2 separate regions of the Homo sapiens genome follow, and region 2 is linked to region 1. A link is a loop called in an ENCODE intact Hi-C map of the cell type or tissue named here. Cell type or tissue: CD14-positive monocyte. All regions are shown on one strand. Links, peaks and the distances in the headings refer to the core of each region. The heading gives the core; the rest is flanking DNA.

Region 1 (5,390 bases), core at 312-5,311:
ACAGAGTCATGTTCCTTGGGGTAAACAAACACTAGCTTTAGGAATGGGTCTGATTGATCTGAGGAGAATTCCATTGCCCTTGTCAGCAGTTAAGACATGCTTAGGCACATAACCTCATTTTGGCCAAGAAAATTAAAGAGAATTCTGGAGTGAGACTCCTGGAAAATTATTCTTCATTCTTAAGAAAGCACCATAGGAAGAGGCCCTCCTATTCTCCCTTTGGCATTGCCATTCCTGCATGTAACTCCTGGAACTGGCATAGCCAGGCTGCCACTAACATGAAGATGAAGCCCACATCAATGGTGGAACAGTGGAGAGATGGAAAGTATCCAGGTTCTTGATGTTAACATCACTGAACTGCCTAATGGACTCAGTTGGGAGCCCGCCCTACACACTTTGATCTACTTGATGACAAAACAAATTGACAACAAGTTTTGGCCTTCCGTGAAAAATCAATCTGCTTATTAATATGAAAAAAATAAAAACAAAGAAAAAGGATAAAGGTGAAAAAAAAGTATAAATTGCTCACAATCCCACTGTGTTAGTGAGAGTTCTTGGTGGCAAGCAACAGAAACCAACTCTGATTCACTTAGGCAGAAACATACTGGATCGGATGGATTATCAAGGAACTGACAAAACCAAAGGCAGGAGAACCAGGAGTCTTTCCCATGAGAACCAGATCTAAGCTTATCCCAGTGTTCACGCTACCATTGGAATCAGCAACACTGCATCCACGGCCACCATTCTCACTGTTTCGGCTGTCACTAGTACTATCACTACTGCATACTGCACTGGCATCATCTCTGCCACCACCACTGTGATGATCTGCTTGCTGACTTTCCAGACTTTCCAAGTATCACACCAAGGCTGTGGGACTAGGAGAGGCAAGCCAGCAGCCTATGGCACACCATTTAAGGAGGCACTCATGGCCGGGCGGGGTGGCTCATGCCTATAATCCCAGCACTTTGGGAGGCCAAGGCGGGTGGATCATAAGGTCAGGAGATCAAGACCATCCTGGCTAACACGGTGAAACCCCGTCTCTACTAAAAAATACAAAAAATTAGCCAGGTGCGGTGGCGGGCACCTGTAGTCCCAGCTACTCGGGAGGTTGAGGCAGGAGAATGACGTGAACCCGGGAGGTGGAGCTTGCAGTGAGCTGAGATCATGCCACTGCATTCCAGCCTGGGCAACAGAATGAGACTCCGTCTCAAAAAAAAAAAAAAAAAAAGAAAGAAAAGGAGGCACTCACTCTCAGGGTCGTACCAATGCAGATCAGCACTCTCATGACTCTAAGAATGAGTGCCTCCTTAAATGTTACCCCCTAGCACCCTAGATGCTTCTTTGCCTCACTTAGTCCCATTCCTGTGCCATCATCCAAGTTTCGGAATTTCAGCGTCAGTGTCCAAGCCTAGTTCATGTGACTACAACCATGTTGCTATGCAGTGAGCATTGAAGGGTCTCCCTCTTCAGCTTCCACATACAACTAAGGCACTCTAGCCAAACTACACACAATGGGAAATTGCCCCCTAATAGGAGCCACATCAGGGATAATGACTCTGAGCTGTTCCTCCAGTCTTTCTTCCATGCATAATACTGGGGTTGGGATGCAAAAATGACTTTATGTTTCTTAGCATAGTTTTTTGGTGCTTAGAAAATACACAACATTCTCAAGTGAAATTCCCCCCCAAATTTCTTCCTAACCAGCCTCATGCCCTGATGTCTGACTGTGTAACCCCCTGCAATACATGACTCGAGAAAATGATATAATTTAAGTCAATCACATGTTAAATTTATACTTTTATTGCCAATATTTGAGCTGTGACCAATTACACACTTTGTTAATTATTTTCTAAAATCATTGTGGTTTGCCTTTGAAAGTCCATGGATATCCAAGTCATTATAGGCAAGAAGATTGACAGTCAAAAACCCGTACACATTCTAATGACAAAATCCTACCAGAGAATCAACACCAATACTATTTTTTAAAAACCCAGAGTGTGGAATGCACTAAACCACTGGCTGATTTCACTTTAAGAGTAATACTTATAGAAAGGGGAAAAGCTTTTGAAGTGTAAGCAGTTTAACAAGGAGAGAAAATAGACATTCAAACGAATCATAAATGGAAGGAAACTGTAGAACAATGCAATGTTCAAACTGGCCATTCAGGGTAACTTCTTCTTTTTTTAAATTTAAACTATGTTTACTTTAAATTTAAATAGTTTCATCTTTCACAAAGCATAGTCAGAAGTCACTTTTTAAAAAATTTCACTTTCTTTAATGGCAAAATAATTACACCTTAGCTGCAGGTTTATTCGTAGTTTGGCTCTGTCTTCATAAAGCTGATTCAGTTGACAGTTGCCAAGGTGATGGCCTTTTTACAAGACACTTTGTTTACGGAGAAGAGTTAAAGGATAAGCACTTTTCACTTGAGACTTTCTAGAAAAATGATACTTGCATTTGCCATACATGCCACCCCAGGTCAAATTTTAAAGACAAGAGAACGAATAGATGTTGTGAGACTTAATTAAATTAAGGACAAATGTACTCTGTAAACAAAAGCTTTAGTTTCCTAGCCGGTGTCTATTTTTCAACCCTGTACTTTTTGACTGTTTAAGCTGTGAAACACAGAGCTCATTGTTGCCTCTAAGATTTGAAGAAATATACTTCTTATTACATGACTCAAGGAGCAGACATAAGTAGTCAAAATAATCACATAAAGAGAAAATTTTGAAAATTATTTGTTTTAATTTATTTGAAATGCATTGATCCACATCACCTCCTACCAGATGAATTAGTGTTATGTTTGCACAGATGTTTACCATCCATTATTGTTGTTATTATTGTTATTAAAGAAATCACTGCAAATGGTAGGAACATCCAGAAGGATAAACTCAAATCTACTATTCTGAGTAGAACCAGTTACCCTACTTTCAACCTTCCTAAGCTGCTATATTTCTTGAGGAAAATTCTCACCACCCAATTCCCACCTTCTCACCTCAATAGCTAGTAGTATGACGTCAACAAGCAGAGCTTTTCTGTAGCCAGGCTGCCACTAACATGAAGAGGAAGCCCAGATGAAGATGAATTCCTATGCTCAGGCATAGGAATGTGATGTAATGGGACCCAGTGGGAGTACTGCAAGGGCTTCTGAGTAGATGTTCCTCATTTGTAAAAGAAGACACAAGACAGAGCCATTCCATTCTTCTCCTCTGGATTCTATCATCTGTGAGTACAGCCTGAAACTGTCATGGACATCTTGTTAAAATGTGGACAAAAACCAATATGCTGGATATGACAGAGTGGAAAGTGAAATTTAAAAAAAAAAAACCCTAGGGCCATGATGGCATTGCTAAGCAGCTGAAGTAACCCTGGAATCACTTTTCCTCCAAATGTATTTCAAGAGATACATAATGTGTTTTCATCATTTAAACAACTTGGAGTTATTTTCTGTAACTTAAGGCAAAAGCACCCCAGCTGATTGTGACGTGTTGCAAAAATGGCCACCATTCTTCTTCCCTCCCTGTATCTACAGCCTATGCAATGCAACTCTGCCTCTCCTTTCAAGAGACAATTTATTCATCCCTTGAATCTGGGTGAGGCTTGTGACCTGCCTGTGGCAATAAAATGTAGCAGAAGTAACAGTGAAAAGTTCAGAACCAGGGCTTCAAGAGGCTTTACATACTTCCTTTCTCACTTGTAGACTCCTAATGCCATTATATAAAGAAGACGAGGTTAGACTGTGGAGGAAGAGAGATCCTGTGGAGAGTGACCTAGTTTTTCCAGCTGTCTCCGCTGAGCTGTCAAACCACAAAGCCCCAGTCAACTTATTAGCTGATCATAGATACTTAAGTGAATTCAGTCAAGATCAGCCAAGCCAGCTCAGACCAGAACTGCCCAGGAATCCCAGCCCAATTGCCAAACTACAGAATTAAGAATGAAATAACTGGTTGCTACTTTTAACCATCATATTGTGGGATTACTTGTTACATAGCAAAAGCTAATTGATACATAGATAAAAGCAAAACTCTAGGTTATTGCTAAGAGCAACAACTTCCCTTAAGTGCATGTTGCATTATGTAATCATTGAATATATATTTATCTTGGAATTGGAAATAGATACATATGTGTACTGCCAAAATTAAATCATTAAATATATAGTACAGGTGATACTCTTTCACAGGTGTGGAAATGGAACAATTGAAGGTAATAATGGCATCCTACCACCATTTCCTATTTTTGACCTATTGTAAGGTTGTCCCTGTTAATGGGAGACAGGAGAGAATAGAAAGAAAGAATGGCTAGTATAAAACTGTGCACAATCTGAAACCATTCATATTTGGCATCAGCAAACTGTATTTGTGTGCGTTCATGAACCCAATCTTTTCTTCTTTCCTTGGACTGGCATGAGGGTAAATTGCATTCTCCATGCACTCAGTAATCAAGTAAGGAATACGCAGCTTAGAAATTGTCTCACAGGTAGGGACATGCAACCTGCAATCAAATGAATTATAAAATTTTAGAGCAGAAAGCCTTAGAAAATGCCTAGTTCAACTTCCCCACTCCCTAGTTCAATGCAGTCATCTTCTTTGTAACATTGATTCCATTCAGCAATCATTTATGGGGTATCTCTTATGTGCAAGTGACTATGCAGCAGGGAATTCAGGAAGAGTAATGAACATCCCTGCCTTCAAGGAGATTACCATTTGATAGTGAAGGTAAAAGACTTACATAAATAAGATCCCAGTGCAAACTGTTAAGGAGACCTAAATATTAGACCTAAATACTAGGATTTCAAGGGAAAAGAGATCTCTCCTAGTGTACATAGGAAAGAGGTAGAATGGGAAAAGAGGCATCCATAAAGATGGATATGGGCTGGGCATGGTGGCTCACTCCTGTAATCCTAGCACTTTGGGTGTCCAGGGCAGGTGCTTCACCTGAGGTCAGGAGTTCAAGACCAGTCTGACCAAGATGGTGAAACCCCATCTCTATAAAAATACAAAAATTAGCTGCCCATGGGGGCACACGTCTGTGGCCCCAGCTACTTGAGAGGCTGAGGTGGGAGAATCGCTTAGATCCAGGAGGCAGAGGTTGCAATGAGTTGAGATGGGATAGATATGCATTTATCACATGATAGTGAAGAGGGAGCAGAAAGTTCCAGATTGAGGAATTATGAGCATAGTATGGAGATAGAAAACAATAAACCAGTGTGTCAGGAGTATCAAATGCTGATAATAACGTTCATCATTTATTATATAAGCATTCTGAATTTTAACCTTCACACTTTTCCTCTCCTGTCTTCTTCATGTAAGTAAAAAGCCTGTCCCTGGCTGGGTGAAGTGGCTCACACCTGTAATCCCAGTACTTTGGGAGGCCGAAGCAGGTGGATCATG
Region 2 (5,390 bases), core at 219-5,218, 62 kb after region 1:
AAATGTCCACCCCCGGTCTAGAGTACCCTTCACTCCAAGGATAGTTCAGCCCTATTTTCTAACTTGTGATGCCTCCAAGGACTCCACTGAATGCTTCAGGGCTGAATGAGGACTCCCCTTTGGCTGGTCAGACAAAAAACACTTTCCCATTTCATGTGTGCTCTGGGTTTATTCAGCTTACAACTAAAAAGTCTTTTCTTGCCCAGACTTGTAGAGCATCATTCTACATACTTGTATCCTAACACTCAGCAAAAATTCAAGAGATTCCTATGCATATTTCTGGAGCTCTTTTTCTGCATAGCTTCCTCCTTCTCAGAACTCTGCCCCAGTACCTCTCACCACCTCAGCCTCCCCAAACTCTGATCTTCATCTCATCAATTCAGCGAGGCTACTAGGATCTGCTCATATCCCTCCTTCCTGGATCCATGGTCTAGAAATTGCTTTCAGACAGAAAACCAGGGCAGTCATTGAATTCACTTTGTTTCTCTTCTCTTAGGGATCACAGTCATATATAGACTGTTGCTCAATGTCTAAAAGCAGTTATTAATTACAATAATTTATAATGGGCAGTTAGGTCAGGCTATTATTATTCCATCATGACTATAAGGTGATGTCCCCTCTACTTATCATTTGATAGGTAGAACTTACTATGTAGTATACTCTGGGTCTTCAGACTTTCCAAAGATTTGGTAAATTTGACTGACTTGTATGTAGCTAGAGAACAAAGTGTAGAACTTTTCCTGCGGTTTGCCTAAATAGTTGATATGCTATATAATCATTGACCACAATTTCTCATGTTCAGGTTACGACAGAGAAGACAAAGAGAACTTGATAGAAGAAGCTGAAAGAAGGGTAGCTTGGAGCTATGCATTTCTGAATCTATTTGTACATTTATATCAGAGGTAGAACAAGCATATTAGCAGGCCTAGAAAAGATGATAGTGCAATGGTGTGATCTTGGCTCACTGCAACCTCTGCCTCCCAGGTTCAAGTGATTCTCCTGCCTCAGCCTCCCGAGTAGCTGGGAATACAGGCATGTGCCACCATGCCCGGCTGATTTTGTATTTTCAGTAAAGACGGGGTTTCTCCATGTTGGTCAGGCTGGTCTCAAACTCCCGACCTCAGGTGATCTGCCCACCTTGGCCTCTCAAAGTGCTGGGATTACAGGCATGAGCCACCGTGCCCGGCCATGATGTACCTCTTTTTAAAGCATGTGAAAAGTTTAGGAAGCAATTATCATTAGCTCCAGATGCTATATTATGTGAAACAAATAGAGCTGTATACCTCCAGGTATTTATAGTGAAAAAAAAGAACTGATCCAAAATACAGATAAATGATAGAGATAGATAGATGGATATCCCCCAAAAAGTTTGTTTTATATTAGTGGCATTTCTTTATTAAGAGATAGAAACTACAATCAGCCGATAAAACCAAAAAGGAAATTAAAAGTAAAAACAAACAAGCATCTATTTTCTCGCACCTGATTAGAAAAATATTTATTTCATAAAAATGTGAAGAACCCATTTGTTGAAAATAGAATGAGTAGTTATACTTTTAGTCAAGGTGGAGGAGATGGAAGAGAACTGGGAAGAGAATAACATCAAAGATGGGTGTCAAAAATAGAAGATTCAAGAATCATATAAAGGGGTAGATAAAAAAAAGAAGTCAAAAAGAAAAAAGGAGAAGAGAGAGGAAAAAATAAAGAACTTGGGGTGCAACAGTGCCAGGCTTATATTAGGTGCTCAAGGAAAGTTTATTAGATAGCTAATGGATGGATGGATGGATGGATGGATGGATGGATGGACAGACAGTAGGAACAATATAATAGAAGAGAATAAACGTGATACCTGAAAGTGAGCATTTGATCTTGTAGAACAGAGAAGAAATCTAATGGAGATAGACAGAATTGTCATGAAGGGTTTTGTAGGATGGTAATTTGTAACTAGTTTAAGTGCAAATAAGTTTTCCCCCAGTTAATTCATGATTGAAACTTCATCTCAAAGGTCAACTTTCTGAAAGAGACCTTGAGCATCAGTCTAGATTAATTCACCTGTTTTATTTGTCTTCTGGTACCATGTATTTTTCCTTTATAACTCTTATTACAGTTTTGAAAAATGTTTTGGTAACTATTTGTTGAATATCTGTTCTCCCACTAGAATGCAGGCTCCATGAGGGAATGAGCTATGCCTTCATTGCTACCCCCTTGTCATCAGGGTCTGGAATAAAGTGTGGCCCAAATTTACCTCCCAATAAATATTTGTTGAGTAAAATGTAAGTAAGTGCATGAATTCAAGAATGAAGGAGGGTGGTACTTGCGGAAATGCAGAGCTGTGAGACCTACCCAGCCCCCATGAGGACTGAGCCTATTCATCCAAGGAGTGGCTTTAGTGCAATAGAAAATGCCCTGGAATTAGAGCCAGGAAGCTTCACATCTGCCTCTGCTATTTACTTACTGTATTAACTAAGACAAGATAATTTATCTCAGCTTCTGTTTTCTGATCTCTTAAATGAGGATTATACACCTCATATGGTTGTTATGAAACTTGGATGAATAGTGTTCAAACTGGGTGTGGTGGCGCATGCCTGTAGTCCCAGCTACTCGAGAGGCTGAGACAGGGGTATCACTTGAGGCCAGGAGGTCAAGGCTGCAGTGAGCTATGATTGCAACATTGCACTCCAGCCTGAACAACAGAGTAAGAAACCATCTCTAAAAAAAAAAAAAAAAAAAAAAAAGTGCTTAGAACTTCTCCAGTGTTTTCTCCCAAGAACCCTTCTGGAAAAAGCGGGCATTCACATCTGTGTTGAACTCAAGGTACACTAAAAACAAAAGCAACTTCTTTGAAACAAATTTTAGCTAAAAAGTTCGTGCAAATGCTTCATTTTATACCATAATATATATCTACATTGTCTCAATGTTGAAATTCTGTTTTAAATTATTCATCAGTTAATTTAGATTTTTATTTCATAAAATAATGGTATAAAATGGATGTTTATAGAACACGCACCATATTATCCTTTGCTTTTCCATATTTTTGAGAAACATGGATTGATGTAAAATGACCTGCTACATGGTGGGCAGGACCTCCATAAGTGTTTGCTGAATCCGAATCTGCCCACCAGAGGAGCTGCAGGGTTGAATCAAAAGCAAAGCTTTTGATTGATGCAAAGAGGATTTCTCCCACAGGAGGAGTGCCCAGGCAGGCTCCTAATCTGGGGATAAATCAAAAGGTACAGGTCAAAAATGACCTATAAACTTATTTGAATCTAGATAATCAAAAGGAAATGATCAGTACTATATAAAATGTAGGCTATATGTAAAATGATTATATATTTACCATAAATTATTAGAATTATCATTATAAATTTGTATAATAATGTTTTATTATATATAAAAATGTTATTATATAATATACTGGACTGTCTACAGAGAAAAAAAACATACTTAATTGTAAAGATTACTCCTGGCCAGATGTGTGGCTCATGCCTGTAATCCCAGCACTTTGGGAGGCCAAGGCGGGCAGATTACTTGAAGTCAGGAGTTGAAGACCAGCCTCGTTAACATGGCGAAACCCCGTCTCTACTAAAAATACAAAAATAAATTAGCCAGACATGGTGGTGTGCACCTGTAATTCCAGCTACTTGGGAGGCTGAGGCAGGAGAATCGCTTGAACCTGGGAGGTGGCGGTTGCAGTGAGCTGAGATTGTGCCACTGCACTCCAGCCTGGACGACACAGCGAGACTCTGTCTCGAAAGAAAAACAAAAACAACAACAACAAAAGCCTCCTATCTTTGGTTTTATTCTTAGAACCTAATGTAAAACAAACAAACCAACCTTCCCCACCCCCAGCTCTATTTTAACATCCAGACTTTGGTCTGCTCTGAATCTGAATTCACCATGAATTCAGCTACACATTTAGCTGTAGCTCAATTTCTATTTCCAAGGCTTTGACCCAATGAAAGCATTAAACATACTATCACAAAAGCAAACCTCCCTATGAACAAACGTGGTCTGCCCTCAGTTTCCTCACTGTAAAGTGGAGATAACAACACCTATCTCACAGGTTGGTTACAAGCATTCAATGAAATGATGCACACGAACATGCCTGGTACAGTGCCTGCCACATTGCAAACGACCACCCAACTTCTAGGGTTTATTCACTGCTTTATCACCAATTTCCACTTGTTACAGGCAGAACTGTGTCCCTAGCCACAATTCATGTTGAAGTCCTAACCCTTCATATCCAAGAATATGACTGCATTTGGGTTGTGTTTGTTTGCTTGTTTTTTGAGACAAGGTCTCACTCCATCACCCAGGCTGGAGTGCAGTGGTGTGATCACGGCTCACTGCAGCCTCGACTGTCCAGTCTCAGATGATCCTTCCACCTCAGCCTCCTGGGCAGCTGGGACTACAGGCACACGCCACCACACCTGGCTAGTTTTTTGTAGAGATGGAGTTTCGCCACATTGTCCAAGCTGGTCTCAACCTCCCAGGGTCAAGCAATCCTCCCACCTCAGCCTCCCAAGAAGCTGGGACTACAGGCACACACCACCATGCTTGGCTAATTTTTGTATTTTTTGTAGAGACAAGGTCTTGCTGTGTTGCCCAGGCTGGTCTCAAACTCCCAGGCTCAAGTGATCCGCCCATCTAAGCCTCCCAAAGTGCTGGGATTACAGGTGTGAGACACCATGCCCAGCCCAATGTGACTGTATTTGGAGATAGGGTCTTTACAGAAGTAATTAAGTTCAAATGAGGTCATTAGAGTAGGACCTAATGTAATATGACCGATGTTCTTTAAGAGAAAATCTGGATGCAGACAGAGGGAAGACAATGTGAAGACAAAGGGAGAAGAGGGCCATCTACAAGTCAACAAGAAGAAGTCTGGAGCAGATCCTTCCCGCACAGCTCCCCTGAAGAAACCAGCCCTGCCAACACCACCTTGATCATGAACTTCCAACCTACAGAACTGCAGGAAAATAAACATCTGTTGTTTAAGCCACCCAGCTATGGCAGCCCTAGCAAACTAACATACCACTAGAATAAAAGCTCCATGAGGGCAAGTGTTTTTCTTTTTGCTCTATACTGTACCCTAAGTGCCTAGGACACAGCCTGGCCCATAGTAAGCACCTAATAAATAATTGTTGACCTATTCCATAAATGTCCAATCCTGAGCCTGGCACAGATATTTAGCAAATATTTGAAGACTGGATAAATGATTCTATTTCCAAATACCAAATTAGAACACAGTCTGAAAAAAAATGTATTACCTGATTTTTAAATATATATATATATAAGCTTTGTTAAATTTTAAATATTGTCACACTTAAATCACCTTAATTGGAAAGGGCAAAATGTCATGAAATCCATGCTGGTCTTGGAAAATCCAATTTTGG

The links. A loop is a pair of places that touch in the nucleus more often than their neighbours do. Peaks named below come from ENCODE experiments on the same cell type or tissue, not always from the same donor. Only the 100,000 strongest peaks of a DNase experiment are listed, where the experiment ranks them.
Region 2: a loop joins it to region 1, with 1.9 times the contacts of the local background. A loop is called at or near these places in 4 of 110 quality-filtered maps.

What each region holds. Positions count from the first base shown.
Region 1 is chr4:38,579,529-38,584,918 of GRCh38, forward strand. No RefSeq gene overlaps it. Among named protein-coding and RNA genes, the nearest start is that of LINC02278, 18 kb to the left of the region's middle. In CD14-positive monocyte, for the core only: no CTCF peak of the experiment used is centred there; a DNase peak (open chromatin) is centred at 3,113.
Region 2 is chr4:38,641,780-38,647,169 of GRCh38, forward strand. The region is part of intron 1 of KLF3-AS1 (KLF3 antisense RNA 1); the gene reads right to left. Among named protein-coding and RNA genes, the nearest start is that of KLF3, 20 kb to the right of the region's middle. RefSeq lists an enhancer at 5,218-5,387. In CD14-positive monocyte, for the core only: no CTCF peak of the experiment used is centred there; no DNase peak of the experiment used is centred there.